4 separate regions of the Mus musculus genome follow, and all the other regions are linked to region 1. A link is a loop called in an ENCODE intact Hi-C map of the cell type or tissue named here. Cell type or tissue: heart. All regions are shown on one strand. Links, peaks and the distances in the headings refer to the core of each region. The heading gives the core; the rest is flanking DNA.

Region 1 (5,583 bases), core at 1-4,000:
GGCCTGGGTTGGCTCAATGCCATCTACGGAAGGGCTTCCAGCATTAGGCAGGGCAGCCCTTAGATTTACAGATGCCCACCACTTGGCTGAATAACAGTTCCACGCAATCTTCCTGTCCCCAGATAGCCTTTGCTACATAAATTGCATCATTGATGCATTAAAAAAAATTAAGTGTCCTTTTCACGGTAAGGCAACTATTTGAAGGGGAAGATATTCAAAGTTGGTCTTTGTGGCAGCCACTGATAACGTTTCTTTTATTTCACTTTGTAGTTGCAGCTTGAGCAATGAGGGGACATAATTAACATGTCTGTAAGGAGCTATACTTTGCTTCCCACATTTATTGGCATCATTTTCTAGAGACAAACTAGAGATTGCTTTGACAAAAGATGACTTCAAGAACAAGACTAGTTCAACTTTCCATTCTGGTAATTTCCCAAACACCAGGGGCCCTTGGAAAAAGGATGGTTTAAAGGTTGTGTGTGTCTTGGTCAGAGCAAAAGAAAACAAATCCTTCACACAGTTACCTCACTTCCACTAAGAGTTAATAAACAGCCACTGGATTAATTTGCCCTGTCCAGCTAACAGCTGCAATCGCAGCCGCAAGTTCCTAATGAAAAGAGACAAATGAATTTGACTAGAGTGGGTGCCCGCACCTGCTCAGTTTCTCACCCTTAACCAAGTGCATCTAGGTGTTCACTGACAAATGTCCCCAGCTTGCCAGGCACACAGGCATTGCCTGAAGGATGGGGGAGATTCCAATCCTTATGGCCACATTTCACAGTTGCCTGCAGCAGGCAGCTAGAAGACAAAGCTTTGTGTGTGAGAGAGAAGCTTGACTGGCAGGGCAGATGGGAAGATGGCCTTGAAAGCTCGGAGGACTGAGCTCAAGTAGGTGGAGGGGTATGCTGGGGACACTGACCTGGAAGATGAGCACTTTGAAGTGGTTGCGTCGGAGGAGTTGGGCGTGGTTGTTCTCCAGTCTCTTCACCTGGACACACTGCCTCTCGAGGCGCTCCCGGACAGCCCGCGTGTGAGCGCTGACCTTGCGAGACTTCTCTAGCAGCTTGCTCACTGTGTTGCTGGTGGAGGCCTGGTACTTGGAGAGCTTGGTGAGGTCGTTCTGGATGCCCTTCACCGAGCCCTCCAGGTTGATCTGACGCTGTTCCATGTTGTGCTGGTTCTCCCTCACGGCGTCCAGCATGTTGACCAATTTATCCAGGAGTGTGTGCACGGTGACAGCATTCACCTGCGAGTTGTCTCGGATGGCCTCCTCTGTGGACCCCAGGTTCAGGCTGGGGCTCGGTGTGGAGGAAGGCATTGGGCTGGGGCTGGATGGCTTCTCCTGGAGCATGTCTGTGTTTGGATGCTGGAACTTTTCTGCCTGTGCAGCGTCCTCTCCCATGGCTGGGCAGCTAGAAACTTACTTCCCCGCTGGAAACTTCTTGCTCAAGCTAGAAGCACAGGAGGCTGGTTGGTCTGAAGTGAGCACTGCTCTCTAGGGCTAGCAGAGGTTTTGAATAACTGGCTAAGCTGATCAGGGGAACTGCATTCCAGTTGCTCTTAAAGGACCTGCTCCACCCAGTGGAAGGCAAAGGTTACAGGACCCACTCAGGGTTCAGTGACAAGCACACACTTCCTAGCCACACTCCGCACAAGCCCGAGTTCTTTTCTGCAGTGGCTTTTCTTTCCTACACCCCTTCCCTTAAAAAAAAAAAAAGTTCAATGCCATATTTCAATCATGAGTTCATTTAGAGGCGGAGAGAAACATGTTAACTTGGCAGAGCTCCCCAGCCTCTGATTGGCTAAATCTAGTAAACTTTTCTCTGGCTGCTATGTTACAGAGCGCCTGTTTTTTTTCCTGGATACAAGTTATTGTAACAGAAAGGAATTGTTTGCTCTTGCCCCAGAGCTGACTGATAGGTTGCAGAACACCGAGTGCCCTTTAGGGGAGGCGCCGAGTTGAAAGGGTCTGTGACGCCAGGGCCAGGTTCGTGCTATTAGTTTCTCATTTGCAAAGCACAGGAGATTATTCTGAAACTGACAAGGAACTCAGCTTGGTGTCCTGTCCTCTTGCAAGATGGCATGCAATCCAACTTGAAAGAGCTTAGACTCAGGGATGTCAAAGCAAGTGGTGTTGCATACTGTGAACTGTTCTGTAAGAGATGGAAATCTCTTAAATGAATGCTTTCTTAGAAGATGGAAGGCAGAGACCCTCTCCTCAAGTAGTCCCTTTGGAGAAAAAAAAGTGCTGGTTTGTTTCCAGTAATTCTGAATTCATGCAGAGCATTTCTCAGTCCCCATCTTTGCGAGGCATTTATTGACACAGGTCCAGAAGTGTGACTGCAAGCCAGGTTGAGTTGGAGTGGTTCTAACGCTTGACATTTCCAGGTTCTTGCTCAGTGAAGTGGCACACCTGTTCTCACATGTGGCCCTCCTTAGCCGGGCCCTTGGGATGTGGGACTCACTTCCTAAAATGACTTTACATGCTTGAATTGGTCTTAAATGTATCCAGATTGTGAAAGTGCTTTTGGCTGAAGGTTTGTGACAGGCATGCCATGAAGGATTTCAAGAACAAATGTCAGCTAGTACTGGGTCAGGAACTGATCGTGGGACATTGCCTTAACGGCAATACCTCTGTGTATGCCGAAGAAACAGTAGATCTTATGGTGGTATATTCATTGGTTGCCTTACACTTAGTCATATGTAACATTCACAGAGCATGTGCCAGGTCCCTCACTGAGTACCTGCTCATTAGGAAGATGCATTAAAGACATTATAGAGGCTCCCAGTTTCCTCAGATAATTGGTAGATAACACTTAAAGTGAGACCTTTAGGAACCAAGATTACAAAATGCCAAAAGAAGATTTGATTGCTTGTACCTTTTAAGAATTTTTTTAAAAAGTTTCTCAAACAAACAACTTATATTTTGTGTATTTTAGTTGGACACTGATGTGTTAAATATTAAAAGCAAAAACCATGAATCTGGTGTTGATTTTCAGAAGCTTAATTTTCTAACAAAATTATACGATATAATGATAGCACATCTTTTTTACATTTGACGTTTGTGGGCAAATCAGAGAGTGTCATTATTTCAAAAATATCGGAGGACTTTATCAGCTTTTCAAGGGCCTCTCCTCCATGGCGACATCCCAGTCATTGCCGATGAAGCTCTTATCCTGCTGTCACTCACAGAGATTTCTCCTCCCAAATGTTAACTATTACAGCTGCAGATTCTCATCTGTTATAGGAGCTGCCCATGGCTCAAGGGCTCCTCTGACATTACCTTCATCAATTTTTATGATTCCACATTGGAAAATTTGCAATTTCATATCATAATCACTTGACTCTGATTTTGTATTGATTCACATGAATCTTGCATTGCTTTGTTGGATACTGTACAATCAGATAGATCAGTTAGAAGGATGGTGGTGAGATACCAAAGCACAGAGGTTCCTTCTTAAATAAGAAGGTTCTTATGTGAATTATTTGTTTGGTTGAGTCTGGTTTCTCTCTGTAGCCCAGGTTGCTGTAAAACTCAAAGCAGTGCTCTTGACTTAGGCTTCTTAGACAGCATTATAGGTGTGAGCCATCATGCCTGTCTCTGAACTTATTTGTGTTTTAAGTTAATCTTGAGTAACACAAATGGTATTTCAACCAATGGTCTATGGGTTTGTAACAAGTCAGCCTAAGACTCAGTGGTTTATAGTAACAACCACATCACTCACTCATGATTCTTTGGTTGTCTTGGCAACACTCAACTGGAATAGTCATCTTTGCCCTGCCTGCTCTTTCAGCTACAGTTCAAGGTGAGGAATCCAAGATGACATGGCCTTATTTGTACCTGGTGCAACAGCTGAGCAGACCAGAACTCTCTTTTCAGCTATTTAGCGTCTAGAAACTGTCTGATGTCTCCAGTAGGGAAACTAGATTTCTTTATGTGGTGCTTTAAAGTGAGGGATTAAAAGTGAAAGCTATGGACAGTTTTAAGGGCAGGATCTGAAACTCCCAACTTGGCATATCCACAGTGTTCTGTGGCTATAAACCCAGCTCAGATTCAGAGATGAGAAACCGACTCTACCACTTTCCCATCCTCTGGCAAGTATGAGTGTCACAGGAGAGATTATTGTCACCATCTTTGGACAAGATCTACCATGGTGTAAATGCACTCTCCAAAAGGGCTGTTGCACATAAAACTGAAGACTGTGGTCATTGTGGGGATTATGAGAAGCTAACTAAAAGAAACTCTTTTTGTCCTAAAAAATTAATTACAGAATATAGTACCAACCATAAGGTAGAATTTGAGGTAACTCAGAGCATCCAAACTTTTCTTTTGTGTTGCCCCAAACCGAGTCCCATGTCTGTCTGAGAGAAATTGGTGTAGAGCAATCAGTTTTAGAAGAATTTAAACAACTTAAACCTTACATTTTGTGCAATTCATTACAAATTAGGGAGTGTATAGACTTACAATGCAATGAGAAATGAAGGGAGATCTTGAATGTTTCTGAACATGTGAGTGACATGATTAATAACAATTATTGCAGCCGGTAAATGTAGGATGGGGAGTTTATGGTTGACAACACGCATTGAATGTGAAATAAATGCTAAGCCCTGGACTGCACAAAGATGAGCGATCGGCACCTATTTTCTACTCTTAAGCACTTCCTTAGTGGGAAAACTAGGCAGCTAGAGAAATACAATGTCGACATACTGCATAACTTAAGGAAAAGAAAGGTCTATCTGACCTCACAGTCCATCCTGGAGAAGAAGCCATGGGGTATGTACGACTCTAGCCGTGGGAGTTAGAGTAGGAACTAGCTAGTCACATTGCAACCGGAGTGAGGGATCCATGAGAGAGGAAGAGGGGGTGACCTTTGTTTTCTCCTTTTTATTGAGACCAGGACCTGAGGTAGGAAAGGTAACTACCACATTCATGGTATATCTTTCCTCCTCAGCAAACCTCCTGTATCCCTCTCCCTGTACTCCTGAGATGTATCTCCCAGGCGATTCTAAATTCTTTATAGTTTAATCGTGTAAATCCAGGTACGGTGCATAGAGAAAGGTGATTGTTTTCTGTTGCAGCCAACCTATGAGAGCATGCCAGGGTGTGACTAGGACTTCTAATTCTCTGCCTGACCAGCTGCCTACCAATACCTGAGGCATCTAAGTCAAGCAAGCTTGAGAGTCTCTATAGGAAGATGCCTACTTTACTACTAGCTAGGGCATTGATCCCAAGGTCTACATGTTAGCCCATTTCAAAAATGGCAGAATTTTTTGCTTCATTGTGCTAGCATCACAATTAAACAAGGTGGAGGTCAATGTCTCTTTGATTGGTCTTTTCCATTTAGAACTATATAGCAATATTGGAATTATTGGTCCTATTACTATGATAGTGATAGGCACACTGAGCAATGGACCTGTAGTAGTGAAGGTCAGCTTCCAAAGTGACCAGAGAAGCAAAGAAAGCTGAGCTGGCTTCTCAATACATTTCCATCTAAGCTTACATACTAGAGTTTAAAAGTCTTTCTAAAGTTGTATTGTCTCTTGAACAGTAGTCAGAGCCCAGGGGCATTTGAGTCTATTACT
Region 2 (5,583 bases), core at 905-4,904, 150 kb after region 1:
CCTCAAATTTGCAACGTGAACACTTTACTGACCGAGTCTTCGTCCCAGCCTGGGGGGAGGGGGCAGAGATTTTAAATTCAATCGAAATAGCACTTAGGGACCGTGAGGGTGTATGGAGAGATTATCAAGTACTTCAGATGATTTCACAGCAGCCTCAACAGCACAGCAGAACATTCTTGAATTTGAAGCTCTCAAAGGGTTAAGTTCAGGGTGTAGTGTTCGCTCCCCAGCTCCTGAGTTTTAGGCAGTTAAACTTTTCTGGGGTCCCTTGCTGCTCACACTTGCTGGCTTCTGCAATTAGCAGTGCTGTCTCGAACCTCAGCTCTGCCATGCAATCTCTTTCACTTAATCTCTTTGAACTTCCATTTCTCACCTGTCAGATGCTTCTAATGCCTCTTCACATTTCTGTTGTGAAGACTGAAGGGGACAACATGTGCGGAAAGGCTTTGTAAATTGCGATGGCTTCCACAAAGAACAAGTTATTTGGCAATTCACTTAGACTACGTTGATACCCTTTTAGGTTGTCAGTTTCTTCTTTGTGGGGAAAATGGGTTGACGGGATACTAATAGGATAGAGAGGATTTGGTTTGTAAGTCTGGATTTTTTTCTTCCACATTTCAGACTTGTGCATAATATCTCAATTATTGTTTAAAGGGAAGCACATCTCTAAAAGAAATGTTTCCTAAAACTTAAGACTTCCTGAAGTGACAAGAGACGGTGAATTACCACAAAGCAATGCTCTGGGAGATAGGTAGACTCTGTTTGGTACTAGACCCAGAGGAGAAAGGCCCTGGCTCTTCTGAAGGCACAGAGAGCCTGGGACTTTCCTTTCTCATTGACCAACATGAACACCAGGGGACTTTCTCCAGCCACATACACACTGTCACTGAGCACTGTCTGTCCAACCCAGGCTCTATCTGTCCTGTTACACAGGTCATAGGTCTTTATTCTGCTCACTCAGGGGTAATAAACTAGACTTGCTTTCCTTACAGATTCTCCTACCACTTTCCTGTGATATTAATCCCTCCCCATTTTAGAATATTCATGAATGGACTCATTACTTCAATCAGTTTCAAACACTGTGTCATTGAGATATACATATCTTACTTTTTGTGCTCTAGAATTTTATAAAAAAATATTCAAAAATCCTCAGCTATACAGAAAGCTTTTTGGGATATTTTATAAATATCATGGTTGAAGCTTCTATCCATTTATGTTCCCCAGTTATGGTTCATAAAAAGATCTGTGCTAAATATTTCACATATAATTTAGCAAAGTTAACTTTCTCTTTGGTCTCTGAAATTATTTTTATTCATTTTTTCCAGACAATGAAGACCCAGGTTCCTTTCACAGAGACTGGGACTTCTGTGCTGCCTTCTGTAGAGCCTGGGACAGCATTGCTGCATAGCAGGACTTTCCGGATATTTGTGAAATAAACCGACTCAACCATAATTTCTTTCTTATACTGGTTGCAAAGAAGCTTAGGGCTAAGTGCTTTAACCGGAATAGCCATGCTCAGGTATTTTTCTTTCCCCTAACAGTTCAGCTCTCCATGTTGTCCATCTCTGTTTAAAGACCCTCATTGACTGTAGTTTAATTATAAAAACACCACAAATCCTTTTTGGAAACTGATATAAGTAGGATACCACAAAATAAAATACATTTTAATTTTTAGATGATAAAAACTAAAGTAGTTGAAATTTATGGGTTTTTTTGTGAACATCTAACAAGCTATAAAATTAAGTACATTTTCACTGGAAAAAAAATATGTGTCTATGTTTTCCAAGGCTTGATGAGCCTCTCAGCCAGACAGGAACCCATCAGGAGACACATATATAGATACACATTGGACATAGAGAAGCACAGTTTTAAAATTCACTTTCCTTTTAGTGCAAGACTTGGTGAGGGTACACACACACACACACACACACACACACACACATACACACACACACACACACACACACACAGTGTGCCATCTTATCTACGTGTCCACAAGGGAAGATTATTATTATCATATTATCATATGCTAAAGCCAGGAAGTCCTACCTTTGTGATTTAGAAAACCCGTGGGTTAGGGCTCTTTCTGTAGTGAAAAAAAAGAGACCTAAGTCTAAGCTTGTGGACTGGTATCAGAGGGTCTGTTCTGTTTCTATGGCAGGAACTTATCACTGGGCCTGGCAAACAGAGAGGCAAAGCCTTTGAATCAAGAGTCAGAAAATGCCTCGGGTCTCATTAAAAGAGAGAGGACAGGAAGGTGATTCCAGACAGCCCAAACAGATAGTAATTCTGCTTGAAATATGATGGAAATTTTTCTTTCAGTTTTCTGGTGTGGACTACACTTTTATGCCTATGAGGAACATAGATTCCTGTCTCTGTACAAGGTAGACACGTTCTAGCTTCCTGCATATGTTACTTTTGTTTCACATAGTATTCTTTTATTTATTTATTTATTTAATAAATAAAATCTATTTAAATTAAAGTTGTAATCCAGTCTCTGTTGGTCCTGGCTGAAGCCTTTCCTTTAGATGTTATTACAAAGGAGGTTCAATAAATTTATTTTAATATTCAGACTTTCTTTAAAGAAGATAGCCACTATTTAGTTAGAAGCAAGTGTTGCCAGCTTTTAAAGTAGGCTCAAAAATGAAAGGGGAGGGCATGGTAAAAGTTCCTAAGTTTACAGTACTCATGCCACATCTGGAAAAGTGTGAGTTACAACTGCTATTTCCTTCCAGTGGGAGCGTCCGTGGACATTTGTTTAACAAGGGAAGTTGCTGTGACATCAAATTAATTGTGAGCACAGAGCAGATTTCTAGGGATGTGAGTCATAGAGTTCCTGTTTACCCTCCTTGGAGAGTTTATAACATGTGAAATATAAATTATCCAGACAATAACATATTGATTTTTCATTTGATTCTTTTAGATCTTCATGTCTATGTCCCAAACTTGGGAAAATGAAAATCCTGCTGGGTACTAGGAAATGTTGAGAAACACAATTATTTCAATGTTTTCTAATATTATATGTTTCAATAAAACCATGTATAAAAATCATGTGAAGCTGAAGTAACGTCAGGGAGGACTTCATGTATTCAGTCCATGTTTAACTATGAGTTGCAAGTTTCAATGAACTTTTTTGCTTCTCTATTTTATTTGGAATCTAGCAAGCATGCAAGCTTAAACATAACTTTAGAAATTGTCGCATTTGTTTCTTTACTTTGTGTGCACTTAGTGTCTCGGTGTGTGCTTGTGCACGCCCAGTAGCAGTGTGGAGATGGAAGTGGCAGGAGACATGCAGGAGCTGGTTGTTCTGCCATCTGATGGGTTCTGGGGACCAAACACTGATCATTAGAGTTAGCAGCAAGTGCTTTTTCCTGATCAGTCTGCCTGTTGCCCCTTAATCATGACAATTTTTCATCTTACAAGACTTTCTGTTGTCAAACTAGAGAAATCTCTAGGATGCTGAGTGACCTGATTATGTTCACTGGGAAATGTTCTTTTCTATGTGCACCAAGCAGATACAATTAGGACGGAAAACAATCTGTGCAGCTCCTATGTGCTTAGGTGTGGGGCCATCAGTGGGGGCATGGGAAAACCAGCCCACATCCAGCAGGCAGAGCTACCCTCCCTTCCTCAGCAACTGTCAACAGCTGGACTCACGGGGTCATAATAACAAGAACAAACGATGGATGGATGTGAGGCTGGGAGGATGACAAGGCAGAGGTTACTGGGAGAGCTGGAGGGAAGTAATGGTGGTTGATATGTTCAAAATGTAGTGTTTAAATGCATGAACTTTTCAAAGAAAAGAATGGAGAAAAATATTTTAAAATAAAAAATAAAAAACAAAGTGAACTAAAAAGAGTGGTAATCAGCATCAGAGGTTCACTGCCTGCAATCAAACCTGAATATATTCGGAGTAGAAATGCAACCCACTGTTTTCTTTGAAGGTGAACTGTGCTATACAATGTGAATGGAGATGAAGGTGGCAGACCCTGTATTGGAATCTCCTGGTACAGATGAGTGTACACACAGGCATTGCACAGGGTGCCAATGAACCTCTGGGGTTCCTCGTTGGGGAAAAAAATCCTCAGGGAAAGACTTGACTCTTATAAGTCCTGTCATGAATGGTTCCAGGATAGTCACAGATGCAACAGTTTTAAAGATTTTTCCATATGAATTAGTTTTTACAGGAAATATAAAGTCATCATTTACAGGAAATATAAATGCATTTAATAGAAGTAGCTTATAATACCATCAAGATAGTTGTTTATGATAAAATGTAATATTTTTATTTGGTTCTATTTAAATCTTAAAGCATAAAGAATCACCCTCAGATATTATATGTCACTATTGTATTTTATTACTTTTAATAAGTTTTCTATGGCTCAACATATTGGTGGAGTACAATTTTGGGAGCACTAGTCCTGCAAAATCTTTTACAAAAATGTGCTATTCTTCAAGTGATTCTGATGTATATTGTATACTATAAGAGGTTGGAAGTATTTAAGAGATGATTATAGTGCTGTGATTTTAAAAAGGTTTTTGAGATGTATGATAAAATTTAGTTGTGATTTTTGACATTTTATCGGATCTATTATAGGTAGGGGGAGGGAGGGAGGGAAGGAGGGAAGGAGAGAGAGAGGCAGAGAGAGAGAGAGAGAGAGGAGAAGGAGGAGGAGGAGGAGGAGGAGGAGGAGGAAGAGGAGGAGGAGGAGAAAAGACATAGCCATGAGTTGATGTAACTTCTTCTTTAAGATAATTACATGAGGATTCATGATATTATACTACATGCATTTGAGTGAATTTCACACATTAGAAATTTTAAAAAAGGTAAAATAAAATGGCTGTCCATATCCAAGAGCTCTGTATTCATAGATTCAAAAATATATGTGTGAAGCACTTGCATCTTCCAGAATGTGTACAGAGCTTTTAAAATCATCATTCCTTAAGCAATACAATACCACAGATATTTTCATAGACTTTACATTGTATTAAGTATTATAAATTATCTAGATCTAAGACATAGAAGAAGATGCACATGGGTAATATGTAAACAGAAGTCCAGTTTAAAAGAGACTATAGTGTCCTTAGACTTTGGTGTTTGTAAAGAGTTGGAACCAGTTCCAGAACCCACTCTCTGACAGAGGATTTTACACAAAACATGCATATTTGTAAAGACTGTATAATGGAAAGAAGGGAAGAAAGCTGGGGAGAAGATCAATTGCTTATGGTAACACTCCCTAAATGACCTGAATACTAGTTGTTCTTCTTAATAAGCATCTGTTAATATCTTCAGTGGTGTTTTGGGAATGGTTATATACACATATAATAGAACCAAAGTTAATATATTGGATAACTGGCAGTTTCAGGAATTTACAATATGTCAGTCTTATCTAGATGCTTGAAAACATTAAGACAAAATATGCAAAAGTTAAATTCCTCTTATGTCCACATTCTGATACATGCAAGTAATTAAGATATTACCAGGGCTTTGTTCAAGTAAAAACATAATGACAATTATCATTAAGTAAAATAAAATAATGAAGTCAGATGAAAAAAATGGTAGTATATATTTTGAATGACAAG
Region 3 (5,583 bases), core at 738-4,737, 140 kb after region 1:
AACATGTTCTTTGATATGATATTTTTAATCCTCATTAGGGACTTGCTTTGGCTCCTTTAATATCTGCCACAAGGGACTGTGTATTTTCAGATGTATCCAATGTGCATTTCTCTCTTTTCCTGTTACTCTTTCTGCCCCAATGCAGGCAGGAGTGGTAGGGGCCAATGAGACTTCTCTCTAGCTAGAGAGAACACTATTTGTACATATTCTCAACTTCTCCAACAGAAGATGTCCCCAGATGAGGTTCTTCAACTTTCTGGTTCTACATTTAAAATATTTTCCATGGTGATAATAACTTTTTTATTGAATGGTTATTTCAAAGAGAAACACTAGTAAGTTGCCAAACAGTTTTCTATATTCAACAGGAAGGTAACGATTATACTGATCCATTTTTAGGACAACCCTCATTTGTTGGTTTTCTTTGACAATTGGATTTTTCTCTTTTCTTCCCTATTGCTGCTAACTTAAGCTTACTAAAATAGATTTCTACCCTAAAATTCAAGCATTTGCCTTCAGTTATCCTTCTCGAGGCTAGTTCTCTCAGCACCAGCTCCTGTATAAATTACCTTGTGTAGGAGCCAGGGTTGGCTTTGGTCTACTTATCTTAGTACCTAAAATTAAATTTTGGTACAGGCTCTGGCTGATAGACTCCAGTCAGTTCTCGCTGGTACAAGTTCTACAAGGACTCCATGAAATAAATGGTCAGTAAAAGTAACATAAATTATGTTATTAATCATTTCCCCCTGTGACTCCACTATAGTCAGGGAGCACTATATTAGAAGGCAGTGGAATACATATGAAATTGGAAAGATGTCAAAGTGGAATTTTGTTTGTTTGTTTATTTGTTTTTGATGTTGTTTGTTTTGTTTGTTGTTCAACCTTTAGAACTTCATGTTAAGAAAAACATCTCTCAGCCTGGAGAGAAAAGATCTCAGAGGACTTTGGTTTCCATGTCAATATTTAGAAGGAGAGCAAGTACGTGATAGGGAGTTGTCAAGACCTGATCTGTGTCCCTTTTCTTCTAGCTGGCTGCTCTCCATTATCCTTCAAGCGCGTAGGATTTGATTTCATCAGGGCTCGGATTCTGTCTGCTTGGTCTTTGACCCGGAGTGCTGCTGCTGTTAGAGGTAGTGGAGATTTGCTCTCTCCCCCACTTCTTGACCCATTGCTGCTTTATTAGTTTCACTTTACTGTGATATAGAAATTGGCTAATGCTATACAAAGTCTCCCTTCCCTGGAATTCAGAGAGCATCTTATTTATATGTAGATGTAGCTATATGACATTTTCAAATGCCAGACATTTGCATATGAAGGTCTCTTTCTTCCCCTTTCAGTAAACAGTCTTTCCTATTACTTCCAAAGCAATGTTCAGAATTAAATTCCCTATAAAAGTTTGTTCTTAAAGTGTTTTTAAATGTCCAGAAGAGATGAGAAATTAAACTCCCAAACTGGAATCCATTAGTTTTTTTCTTTTTCTTTTTTGAGGAGTTAAAAAAAAGTATCTATAAATTTATGATACACACACCTATACATCTTCTGTTTGTGTAGCTTTTCACAAAAAATTTTTGAAATTTTATTAATACAGGTAAAAATGTCATAAGAGGAAAACAAGAGGAGGTTACTTTTATATGAGGACTTCTGCTTCTAGAGCAATGACCCCTGGTCTTGATGGAATAGTTGTAAGGTGCTGACCATGCATCAGGCGCTTTTCTAGGTGCCACATTTATAATAGGGAACAGGATGGCTTTCCTGCCCTCATGGACTTTGAATGATAACTAAAGAAGACAAGGAATAAAAGGTAAACCACAAATGCACAAACAAAATTCTGTTCACATTAAAGAGACTGGGAAAACTAAAGCATGCCATTTGCAGAATGTCTGGAATGCAGGCACAGGCTACTGGGAGATCTCAGCAGGCTCACTGCAACAGTGTGAAGGCAAAGGGGGGGGGGGGGGCTCTGGCTCCACACACAGAGAACAGCCACGACAGATAGTAAGTTATAGACATAATTGTACATAAAAGCAAGCTTTAGAACAAAAGGGATATTTTTAGGCCTAACACTTAAAATGAAATGAGCACTTATTTTATTCTAGAGACAAAAACATGAAACAGGACACAGGGGAGAAGCCAATGACAGGAGCTTCTGAGGATCCCACCTCTATTAGCTTCCAGGACTCTTCTTTACCACCCACAGGTCCCTGTTTATTTTTCTGGGGCCACCTTTGCTAGAACTCGTTTAAAACATTCTCTAATGTTCTCATTAGCACAAATAGCTAACAAAGTTACAATCTCTTTAAGGCATTTATCCTCCTTATGAATTTCTTTAAGGCATTTATCAATCCTTCAGCTTCAGCCTCCCTTGGAGGGTCACCACATCATCATTTTCCTTTCTTCTCCTTGCAGACCCTCAGGTCCATCTCTGTGTTGATGCATCCAAAGGAACACATCAGATGTGATTCACTATTTTGTCCACATACAGGCATTCACATCTAGACAGCAAATCTGGTAAACATACATCCTAAGTCCACCTAAAATACATTTTCTTCTCTGTTATCAACAACAACACAGCCAATCTTCTTTATTCTACCAGGCTTTCTTCATCTGCCTTGCCTTGTGTTCCTTTCTTCCCTATGCCCGGTTGGTTTTCCTTATTTTTTTAAATTATAGCCCCCTACCAAAGAATATATTTACACATTTATTACGAATAATGATGGAGGCTTGGCTCACCTACAAACCACCATTTCTGCTTACCTTTATTTTGCCCTCTCCTCCATGCCATATCACAGAGGCATCAAACCCCGTGCCAGTCTTGGAACCCTCTAGTTCATCAACCTTCCTTGGCTTTCAAGCCCCGCCCCCCACCTTCACAATGCTCTTTTCTCTTCTCTGTCAGGTAAACCTGGTACTGACAAAACCCCAAACCAAAACCAAACCAAACCAAACCAAAAAGCAAGACAACATTTTGGCCGCCCTTATTGTGGGCCACGTTACTCCACAGGTCTCCTCAGTTCCGCTGCATCAGGCTGAGCTGCACTTGCTCATTCCTAAGACACTTTTGTGGACTGTGGACTCTGAAGGTAGACTCAGAAGGAGCAAGGCAGCATGCTGTCCACAGATCATAATATAAAGTAAATGCAGAGTAAATACTAATTCCTGTTATTCTATCTTTTTTAAAGATTTTTTTAATTAGGTATTTTCTTTATTTACATTTCAAATGTTATCCCCTTTCCTAGTTTCACCTCCAAAAACCTCCTATCCACCCCTCCTCCCCCTTACCAATCCACTCACTCCCACTTCCTGGCCCTGGCATTCCCCTACACTGGGGCATTGAGCCTTCACAGGACTAAGGGCCTCTCCTTCCATTGATGACCAACTAGGCCATCCTCTGCTACATATGCAGCGGTAGCCGTGAGTCCCACCATGTGTATTCTTTGGTTGGTGGTTTAGTCCCTGGGAGCTCTGGGGGTACTAGTTAGTTCATATTGTTGTTCCTCCTATGGGGCTTCAAACCCCCTATTTCTTTAATGATTTATTTTTTTATATGTCAGAGAAACCATCTGCATAATTATGATTTAGTATAAGTATTTATTAGTGTTGTATGAGATTCTGAATTTGAAGGTAACAAGAGGCTTAGGCATCATCATCTCTTCCTGGACATTCTTATTTTTATAAAGGCAAAGCAAATATTTTCAGTCTTAGTGATAAACTGAACAATCCTCATAAGATTCTCACTAATGAGGGCCCAGAGGTGTAGCTAAATTGTAGACACACATAGACCTGGGTTCAATTGCTAGAACTGGTTTAAAACATTCTCTAATGTTCTCATGAATACAAATAGCTAACAAAGTTATACTTTCTTTAAGGCATTTATCTTCCATATGAGCAGATTTTGTAGCTCTTGGGTCATGTTGTTATATCTGTTGCTTCCTAGTCCTAGACATCAACAGCTACAAAATAGCCAGCTTACTTCATGGGTGTCACAGCTAAACTCACTCCACTTGGTAGTGACTGAAAAGAGCTGGTACTCTTCCAGGCTTTGAGCTTATCACTTTGGTGAGCTCAGGCCAGCAACAGGGCTGTTTGTTCCAATTACTTTCCTGATTCCAGCATCTTCATGCACATCTCAGAGAAGGTCACAATTATTTAAAGACAGAACAATTCATTCTGTGGCTTTATATCTGTCACGAATTTACATAACAATAGGAAGATAGACTCCTGAAACAAATATTGGAGATCTTTTGATATCTACACTTTGCTGATAAAAAAAAAAAACTAAGACTCGTGGAGCCAAACATCCAAGGCAAGAGCTCCCACAGTTCCCCTGAGCATCACTGCAGGGCAGTGGCTCGAAGCGCAGATGTGTTAATTCCTAGTTCTGGAATTTTCCCACCTATGGTGAAATGCCTTCCCTGCTCAGAGATCGGAATGTATTTGCTAAGCTGTTTCAGGAGCTGTGGCAGTTGTGCTGAGTGACAGTTGAGACAAACCATCATGAGCTCCTGGTGCAGCATCAGAATTTTTATCAGCCTTTGTACTTAAAATTTTAACTTGTGTATAGTATGTTTCTAGGTATTCAGAACTGACAGCTTGGTTTTTTTTTTTTTTTTTTTTTTTGTTTTTGTTTTGTTTTGTTTTTAATCAGGACAGCAATCTTTGACCTCCTAATTTCTGAAGGTTTGTTTCATTTGTGAGCCGTGATTTAACCTCCTGGAATCATGCTGTGAGCTTTATAATAAAATTGATTAAAAATACAACTCATTGGACAAGAAATCAGACAGAAGCAGAAATTTTGGAAGGCCACAGGGACCTCGAATGTCTGCTTTTTTTTTTTTTCTTAAACATGAGCCATAGTAATTCCTTGGGGGAAACTCTGGTTGCTGTCTTGCACACTTCTGACAATTTCCAAACATCTTCTGCTCTCATGCTCTAAAAACCACAACGTAAGAAAAGATGGCCAGCAACAGTCACCGGTAGGTCCGCACAACATGACAAATTGGATGAACTGACAGGTAGGTGATGAATAATGTTAACGTGACCCTAAAAATAGTGAAGCAATGTTTGCACATTGACACTTCTCTAAAGGCAGACGGATATGCATGACCTGAGCTCTTAGACAGGTGTCAGGGATATTGATGGGTGGTACGAGGATGATCATTTTCTTGGCAGTGTTGCTGCAGACAGTCTGCATGATTAATGATGCATCTTAGTCTTTTATGTTTTCCACCTAGGGCAAAAAGGGATGTGAACCTTTGTCATTCCATGGAATGTGAGACTCCTGCCTGAAGGGCAAGACCAGGAGAGCGTTATACATCTAAAAGTATCGTGTTTGTTTGCTAGGCGCAGACACAGAAGTAAAGAATACTCATGGTCTTGACACACGAAACAGCTGTGCCTGGTGCCTGATCAGATCTGGCTTCTTACTGAAGGGCTCCACCCAGGGCATGAGAGCTTGCACTGCCTGCAGTATGGAGTGTAGCGGGCTTGGGCTCTGACAAGAGCAGGAAAACACTGTGGCTTTGGGATGCATCTGCACACATGCACACTTTGAATGAATATTAAGAACCACTCAAAGGAAACAAAACA
Region 4 (5,583 bases), core at 861-4,860, 180 kb after region 1:
AATTGTTTTTGCTCTTCTGTTTCTTTTTTTTTTTTCCTTTCCAGATGAATTTGAGAATTGCTCTTTCAATGTCTTTGAAGACTTGTGTTGGGATTTTGATGGGGATTTCATTGGATCTATAGTGGAAGGGACTAGTTAGAAATAGGAATCAGGTCAGTAGGAGTGTGAAAGGATCAAGAGAGAGGAATATATTGAGTCCCACTAACATGTATAATCAATACTATATAATCAACACTAACATGTACAACAACAACAATAACAAAAGTGAAATAGAGAACTTGTGCATGGATCACAGATGACAGAATCTTACAGATTAGCTTAATTCTGCTAAATTTGTTTGAAATAAACAATAAATATAAGGACATAAGAAGCTGCACTAAAATAGTCACATTAACTGGTAAATATATGTCTGCCCTTTTTCATTAACAATTCATAATTAGGTAAGATTGGTGAGGGTCATTTACATTGAGATCTTTTTGTATCATACAGTTCAACCACTGGCTGCCCCAGACTTTTCACCATCTGCACAACACACTCCAATGACTAATACCATTTTAGTCCTATGTTTCACCAACTGAAACCTGAACTGTAAATAGTATTACTTACTCTGGGTCATAGCAAGCCCCTCTCCCCACTGAGCAAATAAATGAACCTAGGATCTCTCCCCCATGGCTTTCTTCAGTCACGTGCTTTTAGTAACAACTTACTAGAAGACCTGAGGAAAAATTCAGCCTTTCTCTGTATCAGACAGAGGATGAGAATCAAAGCCCAAAAGACACACACTTCAACTGCAGTGAGACAAACATGGTAAACTGGGTTTTCCTAAGTTTTATCAAATGTTGCATTTTCTAATTAGGTAATGAGGAAGCAGGGTAGACATATAACAAATGAAAATTACAACGATATATATTTTTGTATTTTCATTCATTCAGACATTTCTTAAGATCTAATATATGGTATCTGTTTTTAAAATAAAGTTGAGTAACACTACTGTACAGCTAGGAAGAGAGGGAAAATAGTATTTTGGAGGCAAATATAAGGCTTTGTTTAGTTGAATCCTGAGTAGGTCTTAGTTGAACATAAAATGATGACATATCTTCTAGCTAGTAGAGCATGCTAGTGCCCAAGAGTAGAAGCCTGAAGCTTTCACCATGGAGCTATAGGTGACTCAGTGCAGTTCTTGGAAAGGACTGCAGTAGGGCTGCCGTAATGGGTGGAGACAGATCGGGATGCAGGTTTTGGACCATCATCTAAAGGTGCACAAGGTTTTGAAGAATGGATTCAGAAAGTGACAGGCAGAGACATCTTTCTGGTTATGAAATGCCATCAGTCAGGAGTGGATGGAAAGGACTGAGACTATTAACTTCAAAAGCAACATGGTCCTTCTCTCAAGCCTAACACAGCCTCTCACCTCTCTGGTCTCACTTTCTTCTCTGCTACCTAAGAGTCTCTGATGAAGATGGCCTCTGGCTTATTTACTCAAAGCAGGGCACAAGTGGGAGCAGGGATTTTACTCTGATTCTGTGAGGATAAGTTCTATCAAAGTCTGTAAAAATGCAAGCCTCAGTAAATTAGTTTCCGTTTCTCTAAGATTCTAAGATTTTTTATTCTTAGACAACTAAACACATTTTTTTTCCTAATTGGCAAAAATCATCCAAGATGGCCAGTAGGGAATATTTTACATAACCATGTCAGAAGTTTTACTCAGCAAAAAGTTAAAGTGGATCAACATTTTCCCTTTGCATCTAGTTCCTTCCTATTATACTGTTTCTCTTTATCTGTATGTGCTGTAAATAACTCTTTCCTGACTCTTCTTCCCCTCGGTCTTGCCTTGCAAATGTTTTTCTTTATTCACTGTCATCTGGGAACATTTAATCTTGTGTACTTGTCTTTCTCTATCTCCTTTTATCATCCTCAATTATTGTTTAAAGGGGAACTTGATTAGCTTTGTCCCGGTAAACTGGCCTCCTGTTGCTGGTCATGGCAGCTGAAAGTCAGCTACCAATGGTGCTAGACTTGGTTTTCCCTTTCTTTACTTCTCCTGTGGAGTCCCCCCCAATTTCTCAATAATGTAAGTGTAAAGCTCCGAGCCACCACACTCACAGGGAGAGAAGTGTATTTAAGCATCCCAAAGAGAAGGGTGTGAAATTCATGCATGGATTGGCAGAAGTGCATTGCTCATGATTATACACAGATGGTGCTCTGTGGCCACTCATGATATTTTCTCTAGGTAGTTTCATAATCTTAATGAAATAGCCAGGATAAATCTTTTAATTATTTCGTTATATTTATATAATCAAATTGACTTATCCTAACTACAATATTATCAATGATATTACACAGCAGAACAGTTTACAAACACATACTATGTTTAGAAGGCAAAACAAAACCTTCTTTGAAACGGTTTTGTATCTCTTGAATTGATAATATAAACAAAGTGAATGAAGCCAAAGTATGTATATATTCACGGGATATTTTCTGCTCATCATTAGATGACCATAACTTATAATGTCCCTAAACATTACTCAGAGGGTTGCCATTCTATCAATTGTCGTACGGAAAGTGACAGCTTTAGAGAAAGAGAAATTGTATGTAGTGTCACTTTTAAAATGTTTACTTTTGCAACTGGCAAAACATGCAAGCTGTTAATAAACTGTTCACTCTTAACAGTAGAATGACTGTTAGTCCTATCAGGCCCATTGCCACTTAAATAAGCTGTACAGAATTTATTTATCCCTTTGGCCCATAGTGTCCTCACACACACAAATGAATAGGCATTCTCATTTGGTTTTGGCTAAACAATTTATGTTAACACAAAAAACATACTGGATAGCAGGAAATTAACTTTGACTTAATTCTGAGCTTAAGGAAGGAAAAACCAACAGTACCAGAATGGGTGTGCATTTAGAAAAAATAATGAATGTCGGTATAAAAATAGCTTTGAAAATTTGTTTTCCGAATTGCTTCCTTCCTCTGCAGTGATGATCATAGCAGGTTCCAGACACCACAGTTTAAAGTGTTGGCTTTGTTCATTTCTGCCTCAGGGTGCTTGTGCTTTGGCCTGGTTTTTCATGATGCTGCACCTATATTAAAGTGTGTGCGGTTTTCTCCCCTGAGATAAGAAGGTACTATGGGGCTGCTGGGTGGCGATTCAACAGGACAGATAGGTTAATTAAATAATATAATATGGTGCAAACTCCAGATGATCAGAATACCACATGGAGAACTGGTTGTGCATAATGAGAATTATTTTAAAGGCCTGTGCATTCTATATTATGAAAAAGATTTGTGATAATTATACTATTTTCCTTGATCTTCCCGAGAGTGTTCTCTTTGGAAGTGTGTCTGAGCAACTGCACACTGAAATAGTAGGTTTTACATTCTGCTTCTAGGAAACTGTTCTGTCAGGAGCTCAACCAAGATGCTCTGTTGCTAAAAATAAAATAATAACAGATTTTTCTAAACTCTGATTAAAAACAAGTTAGGAAAAATACAGTATTCCTTGAATTTCAAGCTTCTTTTTCTGTCATTTCTTCAGTTTGTCTACTGACATATACTAGGAAGGATGACAAAATGAAGGAGCCCAGAGGACACACCCTATGAGGCAAACCTTGTCATGACAGCTCTCAGATGCACACTCTCATCACTATATGTGAACAATCCTATTTCTGCAGCCATATTTCCTCTTAATTCTTTTAATTTAATTTTTTATATAAAATTTTAATAATATTATAGTTTTCAAGTGTGTAGGTACATAAACCCAACTGAAAAACATTGAAATAAAATGCTATTGCTTACTAGTTTATGTTTCTGAATATAAATAGCAAGAATTTTAAAAATAAAACTGGGAAAAAAAATCTGACGGCCAGGCTTATATTCTCCAGGTTTAAGAAATATGGTAAGGTACACAAAGAAGTGAGAAAATACATTATCCCATGTCTGCCTTGGCAGAGTTATTTTCAACAAGTAAGTGATACTATTAATGGCTGCATATCTAATTTAACTGGGGACCTTGAAGATGGCCTCTAGTTTGCATTCCATTAAGAGTTTTTAATAAGATTTCAACAAAAATAATAATAAAAGCATCCCACTTCACCTTCGCTTCTCCTTAACAATTCAAAGTATCAATTATAATATAACCTTCATTTGACTTGCAACCATCCCTGTACTCTCAACAGCGTATTAAATTGTGTGCCAACGCTTAAAGTGCAAAATAAATGTCTTGCTTTATCTTGTAACTTTAGTTCCATTTTAAAGTGACCTCTCAAATGTCTAACACTCAACTACACTTTCTGTAAAAAACAATTTTTCTAAACACTGGGCATTTTTAAAAGCTGGAAGATTCATTTTACCCAATCTTCAAGTGACACAGCCTCTCCATGCATTCTCTCGCTTTTAATGTGCTCACAGGAATGCTATTCTTGGGATGGCACAACTGCTCTCTGTCTGCAAGCCATATCTAGGGAGTCCTGACCCCAGGGCTCACAGAAAAAAATAGGCTGAAGCCTGGTATCAAAGAAAGGCAAGACTTACAGAAGCTTCCAGAACTCGGCCCTCCTTTAAAGAGGAGCAGAGATTAATAAAGGAAACAAAAGAATTTGAAAGATTAAGAAAAATGAGAGCATCCAGGAAAAGCCAGAGGTGAAAACAGGAAACCACGTGACATTCTGAAACAGATTTCAGAGCTCTTAGGAGGGTCTCTCACACCCATGCTTCCTGAGATGATCAGCAATAAGCGGTAAGTCTGTTTCCCCAGCTGCATTTCCCAGTGTGCTGCAGAGGATTACATGAAAGTGTCTGAGGTTTTACCCACAGGGGCTGTTTATGGAGGAAGAGGCCTTCTTCTTCCCCTGGAGCCCCTTAATGCCTGCAAAATAGCAGCACAGGGGTGTGATGTTTCTGGAAGACCAGCTGAGGCAGTTTGTCTGGAGGGCTATGAATGTCTTGGTAATTTTTTTTTAAAATAACTTACTATGTAGAAAAAATACATACAGAATTTGTATTTTGCTTCCCAGACTGGACCTTGGAGACAACCACTTATACACAGTGACCTACGACACTCAAAAGAAAGGTGACACAAATAAGTGACTGCAGTACAAGTAGTACCCATATAAGCCGGTGTGGTGGCACACGCCTTTAATCCCAGCACTCAGGAGGCAGAGGCAAGCGGATTTCTGAGTTCGAGGCTAGCATGGTCTACAAAAGTGAGTTCCAGGACAGCCAGAGCTATATAGAGAAACCCTGTCTCAAAAAACCAAAAACCAAAAACCAAACCAAAACAAAACAAAGAAACAAAATAAAACCAAGTAGTACCCATATGAAATGATTTATACACCATTTTCTTTAATTATTTTAGAAACAAGATATATCTTTTTTTTTTTTTTTTCCATTTTTTATTAGGTATTTAACTCATTTACATTTCCAATGCTATACCAAAAGTCCCCCATATCCACCCACCCCCACTCCCCTGCCCACCCACTCACCCTTTTTGGCCCTGGTATTCCCCTGTACTGGGGCATATAAAGTTTGCAAGTCCAATGGGCCTCTCTTTCCAGTGATGGCCGACTAGGCCATCTTTTGATA

Evidence for each region. Hi-C counts contacts between places; a loop is a spot of excess contacts. Peaks named below come from ENCODE experiments on the same cell type or tissue, not always from the same donor. Only the 100,000 strongest peaks of a DNase experiment are listed, where the experiment ranks them.
Region 2: it touches region 1 in a loop (5-fold over the local background); 5 of 42 quality-filtered maps call a loop at or near these places.
Region 3: it touches region 1 in a loop (4-fold over the local background); 6 of 42 quality-filtered maps call a loop at or near these places.
Region 4: it touches region 1 in a loop (3-fold over the local background); 3 of 42 quality-filtered maps call a loop at or near these places.

Annotation. Positions count from the first base shown.
Region 1 is chr1:51,285,205-51,290,787 of GRCm38, reverse strand. It overlaps Cavin2 (caveolae associated 2), which reads right to left and starts at 1,662. Exons shown (of 2, transcript NM_138741.1): 1 at 920-1,662. The coding sequence starts at 1,402. All of the region lies in intron 2 of 9330175M20Rik (RIKEN cDNA 9330175M20 gene), which reads left to right. In heart, for the core only: CTCF peaks have their summits at 1,618 and 1,909; DNase peaks (open chromatin) are centred at 937 and 1,737; H3K4me3 peaks cover 2,181 bases; H3K27ac peaks cover 2,749 bases.
Region 2 is chr1:51,134,150-51,139,732 of GRCm38, reverse strand. All of the region lies in intron 7 of Tmeff2 (transmembrane protein with EGF-like and two follistatin-like domains 2), which reads right to left. Among named protein-coding and RNA genes, the nearest start is that of Cavin2, 150 kb to the left of the region's middle. In heart, for the core only: a CTCF peak has its summit at 2,750; a DNase peak (open chromatin) is centred at 2,752; H3K27ac peaks cover 309 bases.
Region 3 is chr1:51,148,531-51,154,113 of GRCm38, reverse strand. All of the region lies in intron 7 of Tmeff2 (transmembrane protein with EGF-like and two follistatin-like domains 2), which reads right to left. Among named protein-coding and RNA genes, the nearest start is that of Cavin2, 140 kb to the left of the region's middle. In heart, for the core only: no CTCF peak of the experiment used is centred there; no DNase peak of the experiment used is centred there; H3K27ac peaks cover 2,228 bases.
Region 4 is chr1:51,104,073-51,109,655 of GRCm38, reverse strand. All of the region lies in intron 5 of Tmeff2 (transmembrane protein with EGF-like and two follistatin-like domains 2), which reads right to left. Among named protein-coding and RNA genes, the nearest start is that of Tmeff2, 180 kb to the right of the region's middle. In heart, for the core only: no CTCF peak of the experiment used is centred there; a DNase peak (open chromatin) is centred at 3,055; H3K27ac peaks cover 501 bases.